Regions from separate parts of the Homo sapiens genome. Here region 1 is linked to region 2. A link is a loop called in an ENCODE intact Hi-C map of the cell type or tissue named here. Cell type or tissue: gastrocnemius medialis. All regions are shown on one strand. Links, peaks and the distances in the headings refer to the core of each region. The heading gives the core; the rest is flanking DNA. Region 1 holds the start of LOC101930053 (a long non-coding RNA gene). Region 2 overlaps KCNV2 (potassium voltage-gated channel modifier subfamily V member 2).

Region 1 (2,817 bases), core at 193-2,692, 240 kb before region 2:
AAAAAAAAAAAAAAAAAAAAAAAAAAAATTAGCTGTGCGTGGTGGCACACACTGGTAGTCCCAGCTACTCAGGAGGCTGTGGTGGGAGGATCACTTGAAGCTTGGAGATCGAGGCTTCAGTGAGCCATGATTGCACCACTGCACACCAGCCTGGGTGACACAGCAAGACACTATCTCAAAAATAAATAAATAAGTAGGCCAGGAGCAGTGGCTCACACCTGTAATCCCAACACTTTGGGAAGCCAAGGTGGGCGGATCACTTATGGTCAGGAGTTCAAGACCAACCTGGCCAACATGGTGAAACCCTGTCTCTACTAAAAATACAAAAATCAGCCGGGCATGGTGGCATGTGTCTGTAATCCCAGCTACTCAGGAGGCTGAGGTAGGAGAATGGTTTGAACCTGAGAGGCAGAGGTTGCAGTCAGCTGAGATCGCACCACAGCATTCTAGCCTGGGCGACAGAGCAAGACTCTGTCTCAAAATAAAATAAAATAAAATAAAATAAAATAAAATAAAATAAAATAAATAGAATTAGAATTAAGTAGAAAATAAAGATAAATATTATTCTGAGAAACTTTTGTTCCATATATGCATACATGTACATAAATGTAGCACATGTATGTGCTGGGTTTCCATGTAGCTGTGTGGACAAAACATTTTGAAAAATGCTATTGTAGAGAAGCTTTTGTATGTTAGGAGAAGGAAATGTACAAGAACACTCACTGAAGCATTGTTTATAATTGTGTAAAATTAAAAGCAATCTAAGTGTTCATCAACAGAAGAACAGATAAATATATAGTGGTCTGTTCATGAAACAAAGCAGTTCAAATGAATGAACTAGAGCTAAATCGTTGAGATCTTATGCTAAATTAGATAACAAACAAATGGTAGAATATGTGTGGTGTGCTTCCATTTATTTTAATTTTAAAAAAATGCAAAATGACAGTACATATTGTGGAAAGGTGCATGTGCATGCAGAAAAGGTCTGAAAGCATGTACCTGCAAGATAGTGTTTATCTCTGGATGGAAGAAAGGGAAATGGGATTAAGAAGTCTGCAAAGAACTTCAACTATGTCTGAATCAAACCCATCAAAATGTTAGGATTGCCTCAGACTGGGTGTTGGGACACAGAGTTTTGTTATTTCATTCTATTTTTTTGTTGATTAACTTCCTATGTCACCTGTGTCCATGAACTACGTGAGTTCATTTTATGCATTTGCACATTTAATGTCTTTTAAAATCACTCACCTAGGGCCAAAAAGCTGATTCGCAGAGTATTCTAGACTAAACCGAGGGTGGGATCCTAAGTGATTCGCAGTCTAGTCTTCTTTCCACATGGCTGCCAGTTCATGATCTGTTTGCAAATGAAAGGATTTGCATCATTTGGTCCTAATCTTAGTAATTTATTTTTACCTGAGAGATGATGCTCCCCACAGTCCACCAAGGCCACATCTGCTCTGGCAAGGAAGTGCACAAAGCACATTTGCTTTGTGAAGGCTGAGCTGTTACTTCACAGCTTGTCACTTGGCTCTGTTTCCCAACTTCACTTGTGCATTGCAACAAAATGCTAAGCCACTAAAAGGTCAGTAGAGAGATGATCTAAACATGCAAAAAATATCAGCAGAGACAGAGAGAAACACAAAAGGGAGGGAAGGGAGAAAAAACAGCTTTGAATGGGAAAATACACAAACATAAAAAGCAATCAAATTAAAATCAGAATATTACTGAGAAACCACAAAATAAGCATCAGGTGTATTTTAAATGATGGGAGTAACTTGAAAGAGTAGCATTTTTATAGCCTTGGATCACAGATACACAAACTAACAGAAGGAAGTTCGTTAACGTTTGTTTTCGTCTATCTGAAGACAAAAACAAAAAGACAAATGATACCTTGGCAACAACTGGAGAATCATAACAGAGAGATTTATGGTGCTTTGGAAAAGTTCAGGGCAATGTTTTTTATCATTGGCTCCTTTACACTCTTCAAGTTATATAAAAGGCTCTTCTGTTCCTTCTTTCAGACTAAATAAATACATAATCATAACTTCCAGCTCAGCTTTAGCTTTTCAGGTGGGTGAGTTAAAGCCTTCTGCTTTGTTGAGGGGGGTGGGGGCAGAGGGGTGATACTGGCAGAAAATGAAGATAACCCTTGTTGTATAAGGTCCGAGCAATCATTCCCCGGAGTTAAGTAAACTGGGCCAGGTGCGGTGGCTCACACCTGTAATCCCAGCACTTTGGGAGGTCAAGTCGGGCGGATCACCTGAAGTCGGGAATTTGAGACCAGCCTGACCAGCATGGAGAAACCCCATCTCTACTAAAAAATACAAAATTAGCCGGGCATGGTGGTGCATACCTGTAATCCCAGCTACTTGGGAGGCTGAGGCAGGAGAATTGCTTGAACCCGGGAGGCAGAGGTAGCCGTGAGCTGAAATCACGCCACTGCACTCCAGCCTGGGCAACAACAGTGAAACTCCGTCTGAAAAAAAAAAAAGAAGTAAACTGTATGTGATTCTGTCTTTTGGATACCTGTCACCCTGGCATGCCCACCGAGTCCATGAACTATGAACATATTCCTTTTGTACTCCTGGTGAAAACTCAGCTCTGTGACAGAATTCCTTCGGTTGTCTCAAGAGCAAATGCAGCAGCAGCTAGTATTTATTGAGCACTTTACTCTCCTAAGTTTTTTACCTCGTTTAGTCTTTACCTTCTCAGGAAGGTACTATAACTAGCTCCCTTTTATAGATGGAAACACTGAGATGCAGGAAATTTAAATAATATCGCTCAGGTCATCTAAAGCGACAGAACCAGGAATTGGAG
Region 2 (2,786 bases), core at 287-2,786:
ACTAATACCTGACAACCTGAGATGGAGCAGTTTCATCCCGAAACCATCCCCTCCCCCAACCCCGTCCATGGGAAAAATGGTCGTCCACAAAACCGGTCCCTGGTGCCAAAGAGGTTGGGGACCGCTGTTCTAAACTACCCCTTCCTGTCACTCACTCCTAAATCCAAACTCCCTTTAGGCCTCCTCCAGGGAAGGTTGACTAAACTTTCATCCAGAGGTGTGAGTCATGGTGTTAGTGACAAATGAAAGCTATTGTTCAGCTCACACAACTGGAGAGAGATCAGCCTGGGGTTCTTTGACTTTTGGTGTGGTCAATGACAAGAAACACACACCCGGACACAGGAAGGGGAACATCACACACCAGGGCCTGTTGTGGGGTGGGGGAGGGGGGAGGGGTAGCATTTGGAGATATACCTAACGTTAAATGACAAGTTACTGGGTGCAGCACACCAACATGGCACATGTATACATATGTAACTAACCTGCACGTTGTGCACATGTACCCTAGAACTTAAATAAAAAAAAGACACACCCACTCATGCAACCAAGAGGACTTTGAGATTAACCCACAATCTCACTTTATCACTGCCTCACATCACCCCTTGGTCCAGAAGTTGGGAGAAGGATATTCTCTACTGGAGCCAGAGGGCAGAGTCAGGGAGGAGCTTGTTTCCACAGCCTGAGGGTCTGATAAGCATAACGTATATAGAGTTGCTGGTGTAGAATGCACTCAATAAATGTTGGTCTTTGCCTCTTCTCAGTGGAGGCCAGCTTCAGCATGGGGGACCCTGGGATTGCATACATGATATATATATAATAATATTATTGCTTACACACCCTGTGCCAGGCACTCCTTCAATTCCTATAACAACTCTGTGAGGTAGATACCACACATTTCAAAAGTAGAAACTGAGGCCAAGAGAATTTAGGTGATCTGCCCAACTTATTCAGCTGGGAAGTGGATTCAGACCCACAAGTCTACTGTAGTCCGTTTCCTTCAGCTTATCTACACCACATTACCTCTCTTGGATGCCTGCTTGTATTTTGACTCTGCAGAAAAAGGCTGCATGACCTCTCACAAGAGACAGGGCAGTGAGTGACAGGAGGTGCATCATCAGCCTCAAAAAGGAGGCATACCCTTCCTTTTTTCGTGGGCTGGATGGAGCTGTGGTTCTCATCAGTGCCCTCAGTTTTGTGCAGCTGGCTCACTTCTCCATTTCATTCTAATCAGTCAACTGCACTATTCCAGGTTCAAACTAACCCTTACATCATCAAAACAAAAATATTTACACTGCTAAGCTAACGGCCACCTCAGCACGGATCAACAAGATGACCATATGCTTTACTGCCGTCTGCTGGAAAATTATGGCAACAACTACCCAAATACACAAAGCAAAGAGTGCCCCCCTGGAGTAGTGCAACGCAAAAATGTTTACAACTGTGACCAACAGCTCTGCTTAAAAGGCTTCTAGTAATTTAGCCAATACTCTGGGGATCAGAGGGAGTACATGAGGCATAAAAAACAGTCCCCAAGGAATTTTCACAGGGTTTTCTCTGGTAACTGATAACTAGTCCCATGGTATCTGCATTTTAAAACAGAAGCTTGTTAACCTAAATAAGTCTCCAATTAGTGGGATTTAAATCAGTATGACAAGAGTAATGGGAAGTATTTCATGCAGGGGTGAACATATTTTTGGTGAGTGATGTCTTACAAAAGTCCCTTTACAAAATAATGAGAGTGTTTCTCCAGACATCTGCAATTAAAGCACCTTCACATAAAGTCTCTCATTTGAACTACGTAACAACTTTGAAAAGTGTTATAACTGTCTTCATTTTAAAGATGAGAGGAAGACAATGGAGGAGTTTCATGCCTTTTGTATGCCTGGTACTGTGTTCAGTGCTTTATATTCATTTTCTTATTTAGCCTTCACAAGAATCCTAAGAGTTAGATGGTTTTCTCCTGTTTTAAATAAAAAAAAAAAAAAAGAAAAAAAGAAAAAGAGAGAGAGAGAGTCTGAAGGTTTTGCCCCAGGTCACTCAACTGGAAAGGTTCAGAGTCAGGACTTGAACCCAGGTCTGACTGTTCTAAGCCCAAGATTTTTCCAATACATACAGTGTACAGGCAAACCCAGGGACCTGCTTTCCTGAATCTGGTGCCAGCTGAGTTAGGGAGGCAAAGATCATTTACTGAGCACGTTCTACATCAGGTACTTAACATACTATTTTAAATGCTCTTTACAGCAACCATTTCAAGTAGGTATTACCTCCTCCTCCCATATCTTACATTCAAACATGCATGAGTCGTAGTCAGGATTTCAGCCAAAGTCTTTCAGCTCCATCCATAGCTTCTGTTCTTTTCATGACACAGGTCCTAGAGGGAGTCTTCCTGGTACCTCCTAAAGCAGGCTCCGTGGGAAGCCATTACACTTCCCATGTGTACCCACAGGGAGGACGCTTCCCTGCTTGCTCCTCTCCCTTTCTTCTCCTCCCCGATCTTAGTGCTAACAATTCCATCCTGCTTTCCTTCCTCTACAGGTGAGCATCTCCACCGTGGGCTACGGAGACATGTACCCAGAGACCCACCTGGGCAGGTTTTTTGCCTTCCTCTGCATTGCTTTTGGGATCATTCTCAACGGGATGCCCATTTCCATCCTCTACAACAAGTTTTCTGATTACTACAGCAAGCTGAAGGCTTATGAGTATACCACCATACGCAGGGAGAGGGGAGAGGTGAACTTCATGCAGAGAGCCAGAAAGAAGATAGCTGAGTGTTTGCTTGGAAGCAA

Evidence for each region. A loop is a pair of places that touch in the nucleus more often than their neighbours do. Peaks named below come from ENCODE experiments on the same cell type or tissue, not always from the same donor. Only the 100,000 strongest peaks of a DNase experiment are listed, where the experiment ranks them.
Region 1: it touches region 2 in a loop (2.3-fold over the local background); 7 of 110 quality-filtered maps call a loop at or near these places.

What each region holds. Positions count from the first base shown.
Region 1 is chr9:2,491,827-2,494,643 of GRCh38, forward strand. LOC101930053 (a long non-coding RNA gene) reads right to left here and starts at 2,395. Exons shown (of 6, transcript XR_001746603.2): 1 at 2,354-2,395; 2 at 1,249-1,599. In gastrocnemius medialis, for the core only: no CTCF peak of the experiment used is centred there; a DNase peak (open chromatin) is centred at 1,475; H3K27ac peaks cover 464 bases.
Region 2 is chr9:2,726,911-2,729,696 of GRCh38, forward strand. It overlaps KCNV2 (potassium voltage-gated channel modifier subfamily V member 2), which reads left to right. Exons shown (of 2, transcript NM_133497.4): 2 at 2,536-2,786. Among named protein-coding and RNA genes, the nearest start is that of KCNV2, 11 kb to the left of the region's middle. RefSeq lists a silencer at 459-753. In gastrocnemius medialis, for the core only: a CTCF peak has its summit at 1,384 (motif pointing left); a DNase peak (open chromatin) is centred at 1,319; H3K27ac peaks cover 465 bases.